Linked DNA regions of Homo sapiens: region 2 is linked to region 1. A link is a loop called in an ENCODE intact Hi-C map of the cell type or tissue named here. Cell type or tissue: gastrocnemius medialis. All regions are shown on one strand.

Evidence for each region. Hi-C counts contacts between places; a loop is a spot of excess contacts. Peaks named below come from ENCODE experiments on the same cell type or tissue, not always from the same donor. Only the 100,000 strongest peaks of a DNase experiment are listed, where the experiment ranks them.
Region 2: a loop joins it to region 1, with 5 times the contacts of the local background. A loop is called at or near these places in 2 of 110 quality-filtered maps.

Annotation. Positions count from the first base shown.
Region 1 is chrX:23,903,384-23,911,383 of GRCh38, forward strand. APOO (apolipoprotein O) reads right to left here and starts at 4,555. Exons shown (of 9, transcript NM_024122.5): 1 at 4,311-4,555. The coding sequence starts at 4,319. CXorf58 (chromosome X open reading frame 58) reads left to right here and starts at 4,623. Exons shown (of 9, transcript NM_152761.3): 1 at 4,623-4,946; 2 at 6,900-7,035. The coding sequence starts at 6,920. RefSeq lists a silencer at 3,955-4,124 and an enhancer at 4,305-4,514. In gastrocnemius medialis, a CTCF peak has its summit at 4,744 (motif pointing right); DNase peaks (open chromatin) are centred at 4,348 and 4,668; H3K4me3 peaks cover 1,739 bases; H3K27ac peaks cover 3,058 bases.
Region 2 is chrX:24,690,580-24,698,579 of GRCh38, forward strand. It overlaps POLA1 (DNA polymerase alpha 1, catalytic subunit), which reads left to right and starts at 3,339. Exons shown (of 37, transcript NM_001330360.2): 1 at 3,339-3,425. The coding sequence starts at 3,383. RefSeq lists enhancers at 1,308-1,808, 3,511-3,600 and a silencer at 3,161-3,320. In gastrocnemius medialis, no CTCF peak of the experiment used is centred here; a DNase peak (open chromatin) is centred at 3,142; H3K4me3 peaks cover 1,363 bases; H3K27ac peaks cover 1,445 bases.

The DNA.
Region 1 (8,000 bases):
AATGGAGCATTTGAGGCCGCATCCCAGACCTACTGAATTGGAATCCATTTTAACAAGAGTCACATGCCCATTAAAGTTTGACAAGCACTGGTTCTCAACTACTAGACCTAACATCACCATTTTATGACAAATATTTTCTGACACTCTTCTGGTATCCTGAAATAAAATTCATCACTAAGTTACATGCATAAGTCCAAAAAGTAAATCAGTATACTCTGATGGTAGCATAAAGGTGAATAAAAAGGAAAGATTTATGTGAATTATATTTCAGTATGTAAATGTTCAACACAACTAAAGACATAAAGAACAACCCCATTTTCAGTTATAATTTTTGCAAAGTTAAAAACGAAAAAAGAAAAAAAGAACAACCCCACAAGTTTCCAAAACATACCATTCTGTTGAGTCGTACCATTCTATGGAGAACCACTGGTCTACAATCTCTCGCACCTTTCTTTTCCTTCCATCTCTCGGGTGGGAATATCTCTCCCTTGCACAGCTGAGGTATTCTCTCTAGAATCTTGACTGAACATATCCTTCTAGTTACCAAATTCTCTCTCCTTCCCTTGATAGTCAAGCTTATCAACCATCATAGTGTCCACTTACTTGGCCCTCAGTCACCAACCCAGGTTAATCTACCCTTCACTTCCATCAGTAAACCTAAAGTATAAGGATCATGAAAGCTTTCCAAAGTGCCCAAATCAGTGAACACGACTCATGATATGTAACTAACTCATATCTCATCTAGCTTATATCTCCGTCATGGACATTGTTGGTTGCATATCCAGTCTCTATTCTCCCTCTTCCTTCCTAAAAGAACTCCATTGTGTTCATGAATGCATTCCTCTCCCCTGTGATTAAGTGACGCCACCCTGGGTTGATCCTGTTTAGTCTAAGCCAATCAGATCATGGCATTCCTCTGACAACTGTTACAGGGTCAGACAACTGACCTAAGTTGGTCCAATCAGACTGAAGGACCAAGTGTGGGAGTTTTTTCTCTCTCCTCCTCCTCTTGCTCTAGAGAATGAGAAAGTGTGTATGTTACTAGTAGTCATCTTGCAACCCTAAAGGAAACCAACCTGACTGTGGAAACCCAAGAAGAGATGGGTCCTTGATGACACTGGTTTTTTTTTTTTTTTTTTTTTTGGGACGGAGTCTCGCTGTCTCCCAGGCTGGAGTTCAGTGGTGCGATCTCAGCTCACTGCAACCTCCGCCTCCCGGGTTCTTGCCATTCTCCTGCCTCAGCCTCCCGAGTAGCTGAGACTACAGGCACCCGCCAACACACCCGGCTAATTTTTTGTATTTTTAGTAGAGACAGGGTTTCACCATGTTAGCCAGGATGGTCTCGATCTCCTGACCTCGTGATCCGCCCGCCTCGGCCTCCCGAAGTGCTGGGATTACAGGCGTGAGCCACCGTGCCTGGCCTGACACTGTTGACCAACTGAATCAGAGCCTGGAATCCATTCTTCCTCTGGACTTTGTGAGAGAATTTTCCTTACTATTTAAGCAGTTGGGTTTTCCCAGCTGAAAGCATCCTAACATAGCCATTTCTCCTTGAAACTTTTCTCCCTCGATTTTCTAAACATCACTCTTTTCTGCTCCTACTTCTGCTTCTCAAGTCTGGCCTCCCCCTTTCCTCTGCCTACTCCTACATTTTGGTGTCCTCCAAGGTTTGTTGTGATCTTTTCTACCCAAAGTACATGTTCACCTGAAATAATCTCAGTTCAGTCGGGCGCGGTGGGTCACACCTGTAATCCCAGCACTTTGGGAGGCCAAGGCGGGCGAATCACGAGGTCAGGAGTTCGAGACCAGCCTGGCCAACACATGGTGAAACTCCGTCTTTATTAAAAATACAAAAAAATTAGCCAGGCGTGGTGGCGGGCGCCTGTAATCCTAGCTACTCAGAGGCTGAGGCAGGAGAATCACTTGAACCCAGGAGGCGGAGGCTGCAGTGAGCCAAGATCGCACCACTGCACTCCAGCCCGGACAACAGGGCCAGACTCTGTCTGAAAAAAATAATAATGATAACAATAATAATAATAATAATAATCTCAGCTCACTATGTCTTTCCCTTGACACATCAAAACTGAGCTTCCAGCACTTCCCCCAATGGAATACCACTGATGTTCCCCACCCCTTTTACCTGAAGAACTCCTACCTGTCTCAAAACTAAATTTAAGTGTCCCGTCTGTGAAGCCTTCTCTGAAGTCCCCAGGGGTTCCTTACCTTTTTTTCTGCCGTGGACCTCTTTGGCCGTCAGTGAGTCCTATAGACTCCTTCTCAAAATAATGCTTCTAATTGCATACAAAAAAGTCCCAACTATATTGAAATAATCTTATTTTTTAAACTCAAATATCTGATATAAGCAGTATGTGCTTCTTTACTAGCCCACTAAACAAAAAGATCTAGCAGTGAGTCTTATAACTACCATAGTTCTGAAGTAGTAATGAGCATAAGTGATATTTTGACATCTGCAACAACTGTAATGTAATATGAAAATGTCTGTGACTTGTGCTGGTACTGTGACTTCTACTGGTAACAGGTACTGCTAATACTACTGTGATTTGTTACAGTAGGAACTTGTAAAATGAATGGCCCCCAGCGAAGTGCACCAACTCATATCTATGACCTTGTGTGGTTCCCCACCATATCAACTCTGGACTTGGCTACGTGACTTGTTTTGACATCAGCAAACATGATGCTGTGTTTGTGCCTTGGGACTTGCCCTCTTGGAAGTCAGTAACCAAGTGAGGAAGTCCAACCTAGGCACATGGAGGGGCACCAAGCCCCCAGACATGGGAGTGAAGCCAACTTTCAGTCAAGTCACCAGCAGAACTGCCCAGCCAACCCAGATTTTGAGAAACAATTCTTGTTTTAAGGCACTGGTTTGCAGTGATTTGTTACCCAACAATAGATAACTGAGACATTACCCATATGCGTAACTAAAGGAAGTGCTCAATTCCAATTGGAGATTGCTAAAAATAGTTATGTTTTTTCCCCATCAAAGTTCAGGGATCCTCTGAAATCTATGTGCAGATCCTTTGAGGAGCTGAGGGCCCCAGGTTAGGAACCCCTGGTTAAGCCAAGTGGATCCTGCTCTCCTTTTTACTACTTTACTACACTGTTGGTACACATATAGTTAAACTGGCCACAGCATATCTTTCCTTGTTGTAACCCTGAAATGGAGCTGAGCTCCTAGCACATAACAGGTGTTTAACACACAAATTTATCAAATGAATGTTGATTATAGGATCTGTCTTCCTGACTAAACTGTGAGCTGCCTGAAAACAGAGTAAGAGCAAATACTAGGCCTTTTCCAAGTGCTTTACACATACCAACTTACTCCTTATAACAACCCTATGAGGTAGATGTTATTACCCCAACTTCACCAAAGGAAGATAGGCACAGTGACTTGCCCAAGGTCACACAGCTAGAAAGTGGCAATGCCAGGACTAGAAGGCAGAATGCATGTTCTGATTTTACAGCCTTTATTAACGTACCCAAAGCACATTGCAGAGCTCAATAAAACTTTTAAATGAATAGTACAATTCTGAGATTTCATTAGCACTATTTTATGGGTACTATGCTTCTTGAAGACTCAATTTTGTAGATTAATTTCTGGTAGCCTGTGATTTTTTATGACAAAATACATATAATTTACTTTTTAAAAAGTAGAATAATGGCTTTATGCTAAAGTGCAGATTTTCGAAATTAAGTCTTCATCGTAAAAGTCGATTTTTTTCCAAAGGACACGAGTTCACAAAACGCAGGGAAGGGGGTCCACTGGCCCGTATTAAATAATGTTCCCTGAGGAGTGGAGCAAAGCTCCAGCTTCCCTCGTCACCCAGCCATCCCACCCCAGCCTCCCCCATACCCTGCACAGCTTCTCCTAAAATGACCCTCCCCCATCCACACATCAGGTTCTGAAACCTGACCCTGCCAGGCAACTAAAGCCGCGAACCCCACAGTGCCCTGAGCTGGCCTCACCCTACCCACGATCCCAAGAGGGTACTAGCCGAGGGGATGGGTACTTTGGGGGAAGGCACTTTAAATTTTCAAAGTGTTTAATTCACGAAAGCACAACCCAAAGGGCCGCCCCCACCCACCCGGGGGTCTCCCGCCTCCGCCCGGCAGCCGCTCATCCCCAGTAGACCAGTGAATGAACCGCGGGGCCGGGACGCAGCCGGCCCAGTGGCGGGAAAAGCCTCGGGGTGAGCCAGGCCTGGCTGCAGAGAGGCCCCAAGAGAGCGCGGGGAGGGCTCGGGCGGCCGGGAGGGGGCGGTGACAGCTGTGACTCGACTCCACGCTCTCACCTTGAACATGTCGCTGGCAGCGGAGGCTCCGGCAGGGTCACCCCGGCCTCGGCCACGCCCACTATAGAGAGGTGACTACGGAGGCCCGGTAGGGCCTTGATTTCTCCAACCGCAAGCAGGCAGCGGTGCGGGTGACGGCCGTACTGCAAACTCGGTGCGGCGAAGGTTTAGTTCAATCACCCGGTTCTAGAAGCCGCGTCGCTGAGCCGCAGCGCGTCGCGCCCGGGCAGCGGGTGAACGCAAACCCCGCCCTCCAGGAGGCTCCGCCCCTGCGCCGGCGGTTGCTAGGCGGCAAGAAAGCGCCGGCTCTGTGTGGACGGTACGCGGAGGCGCGAGGAGGGAGGCGCCTGGCGTTGCCGCGGCGCTGGGAAACTGTCTTTGCAGCGGCGACTGGGCGCCCAGCGGCGTGTACTGGGATTTCTGTGAGCAGAGGCTGCCGAGAGGGGGCGCTTGGAGGGCCACCGGCGGCTTCGAAAGCTTCGCAGCCGGAAGCCGCCGGTTGGCGGCCTGGATTTACCTTACGAAAGGTTTTAACCAAGGACTTGAGGTTTCTCAGGTTTTAAATTTAAACTAATATGCTGTGTCCTTTAATCGGAAAAGGCTCTGACCTTATTTTTTCCCGTTAAGAAACAAGCGGTAAGCCTCCTCTCTGGAAATCAAATGTTTGTCCCTTAATACTTGTAGAAGTAACTGATAATGGCAATAATTATCTTATTAACAAGAGTAAACAAGCACTGATACAGCACTTTGATATGCGCAGCCCTGATCTAAGTTCTTTATTCACATTCATCTAATCTTTCCAACAACGGAAGTAGGTGGGCATGATTATTATTCCCAATACATAGATGAAGAAACTGAGGCACGTAGAAGTAATTTGTACAAGACCACATAGGAAGTGGGAAGCTAGGATCCAAACCCATTAGTCTGCCTTTGAAACCTGTGTTCTAGCCAAAACAATTGTTGCACTGTCTCATAATGAGGATGTATTTCCTATTTCATTCTGTATTTCTGCCCTAATCCTATAAAAAGTGTAAGCCCCATCCAGGCGAGCATCTGGAAAAATTTAGAATTTGTACAGTGACGTGCCACTGCCCTCCAGCCAAAGACCACTAGGGGCACACCTGTAGTTGAAGAAATTGGGTTTCTCATTGCTGCAAGGAGAACGCACACGTAGGAACACAGTGACATATTTCAGTAAAAGAGTTAGATTTATTATAGGATTTGGGCTTTGGTTCGGTGATTTTGGGGCGAGTTCAAGGAAGCAGGAGCTTTGCTCTGGATCGGGTGTTGTTAGGAAGCAGTGGTAACACCAAGGCCCAGCTGTGACTGCCAGCCTTGGTGTTAGTTAAGCCCAGCTTAGCTCCCAGATGTTAAGGGCTGCTTTTCTCTTTCTTAAGAGGATTGTATATTCCAAGGCATCCCCAAGGAGAAATACTGAATAGACTCAGAAGGCTCTCTGCATCAGCAGTGTAACGTCACACATACATAAAAATGTGAAACATATTGATAAATTAGGGCAGAAGTTCTTAATTCAGGGGGTATGTGAACTTGTATGGGGGAAAAAATGACAACTTCATTTTCACTAACCTCTAACTGAACTTTGTTTCTTTCAATTATAGTGTAGATAACAAGCCACAGTAGTATTAACATTGATGACTTTGTCATCAATGGAAAGCACAGATATTTTCATGTTACATTGCAGTCATGTCAGGGATCTTGAAATATTTATGCTCGTTACTACAAAAATACAGTAGTTATTAGAGCTCATTTAATGCATTAAGAAGACACATTTACTATAATTTTGTTTTAAAAAATATTTTGATGATTTCAATATAATTGGAGCACCTTGTAATCCTATGTATTTTATGTTATGCGTTTTAAAACCAATTCTTAGAAGAGATCTGTCCATAGGGGTCCATGGCACCAAAAGAAATGATAAAGAGCCCCTGGTTTAGTAACAGAGACCAAGCAGTGAGTAAGAATTTGGGAGCTGCATCCAAATTGGAGCATTACTGCATCCAAACTCGTTGCTTTAAAGAATAGAAAGTTGGAGGTGGAATCAGAAATTTAGTGTATACCCTCTCACTTTACCAAGGAGGGAACTGAACCACTGAGAGGTTAAGTGACTTGCCCAAAGTCTCACTGCTATTTGGTGATAAAACTGGGACAAAACGTTTTTAGACAAACATGTAAAAACTCTCCACTGTGCTAGGCACTGAGGACTCTGTAGTTAACAAGATGCCTCCTGCCCTCAATGAGCTTGTTGGTAGACAGCTGGAGAGTGAGGAGATTGAATTATTGAGTTAAAAAGTTAACTCCAGGTGTAGTGTGGAAGATGAATAAGAGGAGAAAAAGACTGGAGACAGACCAGTTAGAAGGCTATGGATAGATTTACTTGTCTTTTCCATATACCATATAATATTTTTAGTACACAAAGAATGTAAACTGTAAGCAACTTTAAGAGATCCACAATGCCTTCCTTTTTAAAGGATTCAGAATTAGTACAACAATCATATGGCACTTGAGTCTTGTCCAAACAGTGTAATAGTATAAATTATGACCTCAAAGGGTTAATTTATGTACTTTCAGATTACTTCATTGGAGGGAAAATGAATCGTTCCTCAAATGTACCACGTAAAGGTATTCTGAAATCAGGTACAAGATCCTTACAAAAAGTTCGCAGAGTACATTTCGCAAATGCACGAAATGCAAGATCATTACTATCGTAAGTACCTGTGTTTTGCCTTGTGTTATCTTCCACAACTGTACAGTTTCCAAACAGTACTTATTCAGATAACTTCAAATGCTTCTTGTTTTGTAAATCAAAGTTTTTGTGTTTTAAAATTACTTTCAAATTGAGTAATTATAATTGCATTTTCTAATTTACAAAGCATATTAACACACATCTACTTGATCCTGATACAACCTTGTGAAACAATTTTTACATTTTATAAATGAAGTAGTAGCAACCGGGAGAAGGTAAGTGGCTTGCAGAAAGTTATCAGCTAATAAATGGCATCAGATAGGATTCAAAGGTTTGTTTCCACACTTCAGGCTTTTTCCTTTCTTTTTTTTTTTTTTTTTTTTTTTCAGACAGAGTCTCACTCTGCCACCCAGGCTGGAGTGCAGTGGTGCGATCTCGGCTCACTGCAACCTCTGTCTCCTGGGTTCAAGCGATTCTCCTGCCTCAGCCTTCCGAGTAGCTGGGATTACAGGCATGCACCACCACGCCTGGCTAATTTTTATATTTTCAGTAGAGACGGGGTTTCACCATATTGGCCAGGCTGGTCTCGATCTCCTGGCCTCAGGTGATCCCACCCGCCTCGGCCTCCCAAACTGCTGGAATTACAGGCGTGAGTCACTGTGTCTGGCCTAGCCTTTTCTTCTTTATATCTTGTAGCCTGCATTTTGCCAGCCAATGGGTAGCATTATGCAGGAGTACCTGTCTTTGTACATAGCGCTGTAAGGGGTAATGATGGGGTGAGAAGGTATGAAGGAGGAGACCCCTACAATCTGCCAGTGCTGGGATATGATCAAAAGTAGAATAATTCCGACTTGACCTGGATGAGCCTGGTTCAAGCAAAGATCAGAGAAGGAAGTTTCTTTTTCTAGGGCATAGTCATCCACCCCCAGAAGAGAACTGGGCCTCCTGTAACTTTGACTATTCCCCATTCCATTTTCATAGCACTT
Region 2 (8,000 bases), 790 kb after region 1:
ACCCAATGTGTAGTCTTTTATCCCTCACCTCCTTCTCACCTTTCCCAGAGTCCCCATTGTATCATTCTTATGATACAATGAGTCCATTGTATCATTCGTATGCCTTCGGATACTTGTAGCTTAGTTCCCACTTACGAGTAACACACAATGTTTGGCTTTCCATTCCTGAGTTACTTCACTTAGAATAATGGTCTCCAATTCCATCCAGGTTGCTGCGAATGTCTTTATTTCATTCCTTTTTACTGCTGAGTAGTATTCCATGGTGTGTGTGTGTGTGTGTGTGTGTGTGTGTGTGTGTGTGAGATATATACACACACACATATGTATATATACACATATCTCACTTTTTTTAACCTACTTGTTGATTAATGGGCATTTGGGCTGGTTCCATATATTTGCAATTATAAATTGTGCTGCTGTAAACATGCGCGTGCAAGTATCTATCATGTATAATGACTTCTTTTCCTCTGGGTAGATACCCAGGAGTGGGATTGCTGGATCAAATGGTAGATCTACAAAAGTAAGATATTTTAGCTGCAATCAGATATGACTACTTTCCACTTGGTGGTTTGCTGGTAAACCTTAAAAAAATAAAAAGCTCTGATTTGTACCACTTGCCAATTTCCAGGGTGTAAATATTCCCACCATGACTGATTTCAAGCTACCAACAGTTTAACATGGAGATTACAAAATACTGGAATATTTAACAATCAGCTCTTGAGAACCTCCAACTGTCCCTCTGATACACTTCGCTTCTTGCATAGTAGCAGTGAAATAGGCATAGGCATTTTGGGATTCCACTATGGGGAAATGGAGTTGATATTGCATTTAGTTTGGGCTTATTTCTTCTATTTATGTGGGTCGAAGGCACTTAACCCACATATATACTTAAGCCATATATACTTAAGTTATTGATAGACTTTTTTTTTTTTTTGAGACAGAGTCTCACTCTGTCACCCAGGCTGGAGTGCACTGGCACAATCTCGGCTCACTGCAACCTCTGCCTCCCGGGTTCAAGCTATTCTTCTGCCTCAGCCTCCCAAGTAGCTGGGACTACAGGCGCCTGTCACCACACCCGGCTAATTTTTGTATTTTTGGTAGAGATGGGGTTTCATCATATTGGTCAGGTTGGTCTTGAACTCCTGACCTCATGATCTGTCAGCTTCGGCCTGCCAAAGTGCTGGGATTACTGGCGTGAGCCACAGCGCCGGGCTGTTATTCATAGACTTCTTGGTGTAGGAATAGCTTCCAGGAATATTTCTACCCCAGTGTGATGACTTACCAGGAGTTTTGAACTGAAAGTGTAGGGCCAGAAGACATATCATGGTATGAAAGTGTCTGGCCTGGCATGGTGGCTCACACCTGTAATCCCAGCACTTTGGGAGGCTGAGATGAGTGGATCACCTGAGGTCAGGAGTTCAAGACCAGCCTGGACAACATGGTGAAACCCCATCTCTACTAAAAATACAAAAATTAGCCAGGTGTGGTGGCGGGCGCCTGTAATCCCAGCTACTCGGGAGGCTGAGGCAGTAGAGTCGCTTGAACCTGGGAGGTGGAGGTTGCAGTGAGCCGAGATGGTGCCACTGCATTCCAGCCTGGATGACAGAGCGAGACTCCATCTCAAAAAGAGAAAGTGTCCTACAGGTCTTTTCCCACAAAGTATGTGGGTCATTGTCTCAGTCTGTTCAGGCTGCTATAACAAAATACCACAAACTGGGTGGCTAATAAACAACAGGAATTTATTTTTCACAGTGCTGTAGGCTGGGAATTCCAAGATCAAGGTGCCGGCAGATTCAGTGTTTGGGGTAGGCCCACTTTTTGGTCCATAGATGGTGCCTTATTGCTCTGTTCTCACATGGAAGAAGGGGCAAGGCAGCTCTCTGGAGCCTCTTTTCCGAGGGCACTAATCCTATTCATGAGGGAGGGTTCCTGCTGATGACCTAATCACCTCCCAGAGGCCCTACCTCCTAACACCACCACACTGGTGATTAGGTTTCAACGCATACATTTTATGTGGAGAGAAACATTCAGACCACAGCAGTAGTGAAAGAGAAAAGAGGTTTGAAATGCCTAGAGTTATACCCGGGCATGTGGGAAGTAATCAGCTGTGAAATTGTTAAGGTAAGGATTTGGTTCTTATTAATGACTAGCCAACATGGTTCTCTCCTGGTTGGAAAAAGCTTGATAATAAAACTATAAAACTTCCATCAGTTTTTAAAAGGGAAGTGTAGGAATAAATCTGTCGTAGTACTTTAAATAGGAAGTTATGTCTAAGTGTAAATTACTACATGTTATGTATCACAACATATGGATCACATAACATGATATTAAATGATTATGAAGCTGAAAGACATTTTCTAAACAATCAGAAATTAAGAAACAAGTATTGATCAACCATGCTAGAAGACAGATTGAATTATCTTTATATCCTCTTTGGAGAAAATATTACAAAATTGTTGTCACATGAAGAAGGGATCAATAAGCATGTGGGCAATAATGTAGGAAAAAATACAAATGTGTGGCAGGCATTATTTAATAAAAATGTTATACCTTTTTGGAAAGAGATAACATGAGATGTACACATTACAGCCATTGTATCATACACAAAAATTGAATACCCTTTTTGTTTTTCATAACATTGAAATTTTGGAGTTCACGTCAGGTGTTTTGTAGATTGTCCTACATTTTGAATACATCTGATTGTTTCTTCATGGTTAGATTCAGGTTAGACATTTTTTGCAAGAAGACCATATAGGCGAAGTTTTTCCTTTTTCATACGCATTACATCAGGAGGCATATGAGATCAGATGGCCATTTATTGGTAATGCTACTTCTGGTTATTTGGTTAAGACGGAGCATATATCTTTAAGTTGTTAATCACACAGCCACTGTATCCAGACTGCTGAGAAGCAAACTATCAGGCAAAATTCAGGGCGCGCAGCAGGAGGCAGTCGCTTTCCCGGCTCTGGGGAAAACGATCCAACCACGCCCACTCTCCTGCCCGCCCGCGCCTCCTTTCCGGGAAAATGGGCTCTGAGAACCAGAGCGCCCTTTCTCCCACGCGCCCAAATCTTTTCCCATCAGCATGCGTGCGCTTGCGCAGTCTCCAGGCGGCTCCTTTCCAGCGCCCGACCGCTTCTTTCTCCTGCTCTCCTCCGGCTTCCCCTCAGCTCTAGCTTTTCCCTAAGGGGTCATCACAGGGCGCCAAACGCGCGTCCGCGGGAAGGCCGGGGGCGGAGCGCGGCGCGGCGCGGCACGTCAGTGGCCTTCCGGCCGGAAGTCCGCAGCCTCCCGAGCCGCTGATTGGCTTTCAGGCTGGCGCCTGTCTCGGCCCCCGCGCCAGTTTTGGGCTGGTTGGCGCGGAATCGGGAGATTCGGGACCATGGCACCTGTGCACGGCGACGACTGTGAGATAGGGGCGAGTGGTGAGGGACAATTCCGCGCGCGGGGCTCCGGGTTGGGACAGTGGCATGATTGCCGGTGGTGGGGGTTCTGAGGGAGGCGCACACCCGGGTTTGTTTGGGCGCAGACCTTGGTCGTCCCCGGCGGGGGCCCTTCTGGCGTCGGACCGGGCTTCCTTTAGGCGCGGTTTGCTCTTGGAGGACCAGAGCCTGGAGGGATTTTTGTTTGGGAGGCTGTCTCACCTCTGCCACTGAGAGTCTCCACAGTCGATTGCGTTTCTATTTCTTTTGGTGAGTTGCACCCACGTGCTGGGTATAACTTTATTGAGACTGGCCCCGTGGGGCCGAAAGTATTTCACTGCGATCTCCCTAAGTATCCACTTGAAGGCTTGAACAGAACAGATCTGTGTCCCTTTTTGTAGGAACTTCCAGGAAAATTTTATACATTGTAACTAAGCAGGAAAGAAAGCTCTAAGTGCTGTCATCGGGGAATAACGCGTTTTGTATTTTTAGGTAATGGGTTTCTACTTTATGCATTAACAATTTTTCTTTCAGATTCTTTGGAAAGTTCTTCAAGTGCTGCGTAGAAATCCTGTTCACAATCTAGTCATTCCTGGTGAAGTTTCAAAAAAATGGCATCAATTTAGGGCATTTCGGATCCCCTGTATATCACTCCGTTTGTCAGGGGTGTCTTTTATTTCCAAAAATAGAATACAAAAATGCAAATAGATTTGTCTGATTTTTTAAGTGTTCAACTAAAGCGTGACTTCAGTTAACTTCTAACTTAAAATCAGATGCTTCACTTTGTTAGCTCAAGCGTCACCTCTCCTGTCATTCAGATACATCACCATTAATGAGAACTCGCTTCCTAATCAGCTTCCTTTGCATTCACCTAGTTGTGAGTCACAGATTTCAATTTGTTCTAGCCGTTCGTTTTTTAAGACTATTTTGGAGAGTCGACCTGCCTGGATTACAGATAGGATGTTGGGTGTAAGTATGTGAACGAACAGTCTTTGCAGGCCTCTATCAGTGATTTGCCACTAAGCCCTTTCTTCATCCTAAAAACTACGTCATCTATGAACATCAGGAAATCACTTTGGAGGATACTGTGCAATCTTGAGACTCCTCTTAGGTCATGGTGTTCATTAAGTAGTTGCTGGGGACTTGTGACTGGAATTTTTCCTTTAGAGCAGACTGAAGGATTGTTACCTGAAAGACTGCTGTAAGCTAGTGTCTGTCTGCTTTTGGGGAGGATAGAGATACTCCAGATGGTAATTTTGAAACAAATATTTAAACCTTTGTAGCTGGATTTTTTTCATGCTTATTCTTTTTTTGCTAAGTTACCTACGTGAAGCATTGGAGACATACTCCAAAAAACAAAATGTAGGCTTTTTTTTTTCTTCAGTATTAGCAGGCAGGGCACCTTGATAATGGCAGTGAAAAGTTGAAAGGTCTGTAACTAGCTGTTACTATATATGAAAAAAGATCAGGGAATTTTTATTTATTTATTTATTTTTGAGACAAAGCTTCCCTCTTGTTGCCCAGACTGGAGTGCAGTGACGTGATCTCAGCTGGCTGCAACCTCTGCCTCCTGGGTTCAAGCAGTTCTGCCTCAGCCTCCCGAGTTGCTGGGATTACAGGTGCCCACCACCACACCGGCTAATTTTTTGTATTTTCAGTAGAGACAGGGTTTCACCATGTTGGCCAGGCTGGTCTTGAACTCCTGATGTCAGGTGATCCACCTGTCTCTTCCTCCCAAAGTGATGAGATTACAGGCATGAGCCACTGCGCCCGGCCAGGGAAAGTTTAATGATCAAAAAAGCAGGTACAGTGGTTCATTCATTGGTTCATTCAGCAAATATTTATTATATACCTACTAGGTATAAGCCTTCTGCCAGGCTCTGGCATTATGATGGTGGGTAGGCTGGACATGGTTTGTCTTCATGAAGTACAGATGGTAAACATCTAATCATATGCAGAAAACGGCTTTGCTTTGTTTTTGCCTTCTAAAGCTAGACCTTGGTACTCTTAGGTATGGTGTGTGTGGGGTATGTGGATGTGTGTTTGACTTCACACGCGGAAGCGTTACATGAGCCGCTCCTATATTGCTAAGTGCAAAGTAAGATAGGCATCTTCATGTAATCCTTAACAGATTTTGAAGCAGACATGATTATCCCCATTTCACAGATGTGGACCCTGAGGCTCTGCATCAGTCAGAGCCCCTATCTGTAAGCTGCAGGAACCAACTCTACCAGATTGGTTAGAATTTGTTAGAAGAATATTGTGTTCACAGAAACTCCAGGAGGACTAGTAAGCCAGTCTGGGAGCTGTTTAGCCAGGAACAGTGAGTGAAATTGTGCCACAAAAATGGGCCAGTGAGGAGGTCATTGCCAACCACGAGCAAGTACTTGATGCTATAGCTCATACCTTAGGACATTGCTGACATTGTTGCCGGTTTTGTAATCCTTCTGCAGCTGTTGCTACTTGTAGAATCTTTTAAAACCCATGCCCCCTTCCTTGTGACACTAGCTTCTGATTTAATGTCTGAGCAGGTGTTCCTAATCGGTAGCGCCTATTTTATATGCCCATGCTCTAGGCTGCAAGGGTGTCTGGGAAAGAGCATCAACCTTTTCAGCTTCTGTAATGGGGCATAGGCTCTGCGTCTCATCAAGACTTATAAGGGATGGGGGCCGGATTTCACAAACAGTTTCAGATGCTAGGCTGCTTTAAATAACAAGACACCTGTCTGCTGCTTAACTGGTTAACCGGTGTTCTCATGTCACCCAGTAAATGGCAGAGCTGGAATGTGCTGCTTCTCCCTAACCTGGTTCTCCTACTCACTCTACACTCCCTTGTCGAATTTACCTTGCACACTGAGTTCTCTCAGTTTCTGAATACACTATGCATTTTCATCCCTTTGTAATTTGGCTCATGCCTCTTCTTTTGCTTGTGCCACTTTTTACTTTGTTCTCTGTGAAATTTGACTCCTTTTTCTAGGCCTGTATTGGAAACCTCTCCTGTGAAGCCTTCCTTGATTTTCCAGGCAAAATTAACAGCTCTCTCCTCTGTACATTTCCTCAGTACTGAGTTCTTACCTTTTCTATGGCACCATGTTTATATTGTGATGGTAATTTCAGGTACTTTGCTTTACTTGACTGGGGGCCTCTTTTGGACAGGCAGCTCTGTCTTATTTGTGATTGTACCCTAAACCCTGTGTAGTGGAACATTGTTGCCTGTGTAGTGGGACGTTGCCTGTGTAGTGGAACATTGTTGCCTGTGTAGTGGAACATTGTTGCCTATGGAGTAAGTGCATTTGAAGACCTACAGATGTCAGGCATCAAGGGAGTCTTGAGGGGAATCGCTTTTCACTTTCAGGGGTCATGTTCAGTAATCTTCAAAGCCTTTTCATGTAGGCCTGTTCACGATTTTTGAAATCATTTGAGTGACATCCAAGTTTTTGTGGCTGTCATCATTAAGTACCTTTATTCCTTAATTTTTACTTAATGTCTTTCTGAAAATGGATTTAAAAGTCAAATGTGAAAGTCAAACAATAGAGTGTGATATTATAAAGAGAGATTCCATTTCTAGAAAGCTAGAAAAAAATAAGATCTCTAATTATGCCTTACCTTTAGGCTATAGTTTCCAGCAGTTTATTGCCAGCATTTGGTACATGTTCTTTAAATTGTATCTTCTATTTCAGTCAAACACTTAGTCAAGCAGCTTAATGTTGTTATGAACATTCTAGTGGGGTTGGAGTTTTAGGCTGCCTCTTATCCATACTTCTTTTCTTTGCCTGCTCCTTTTTATAAATTAATTAGCACCAAACACAGTAAAATACTAGATTTCACAGACATAGATGGCAATCATGCTGAGCCTAAACTCGTAGTTGACAGGCAGCACTGTTATGCTTGACTTAGTTTTTCATCAGTGGGTATGTGAAAGTCTTTAATTCTGTGGATGAATTTTTTTTTTTTTTTTTGAGATAGAGTCTCGCTCTGTCACCCAGGCTGGAGTGCAGTGGTGCAATCTCGGCTCACTGCAACCTCCATCTCCTGGGTTTAAGGGATTCTCCTGCCTCAGCCTCCTAAGCAGTTGGGATTACAGGTGCCTGCCATCACACCCAGCTAATTTTTGTATTTTTAGTAGAGTTGGGGTTTCACCATGTTGGTCAGGCTGGTCTCAAACTCCTGACCTCAGGTGATCCACCCACCTCAGCCTCCCAAAGTGCTGGGATTACAGGCGTGAGCCACTGCATCCGCTTGAATTTTTTTCAGTGTGTGTGTGGAACGGTCAGTTTATGATGATCGGAGCATGAATAATTCAAAAGTTGAATGAATAAACGCTGAAGTCCTCTGATATTTCAGTAATTTTTGACAAACCATTTAAGTCCCTGTAGTTGTTTTAGTAATGTCCTGTGTCATAACCAACTGAGGCCTTGAAATAAGTGATATACCAATAATCCCCTCAGAGCCATCTTTGTTAAATTTCTCCAGCCCTCAATCTGTTCCTTCTTTGAATTTCCGGGTGCTTTGGCTGAATCTCTTTTAAGGCATTTATTATCTCTAAATATTGTTTAGAGCCAGTTGCTACTTGTCTCCC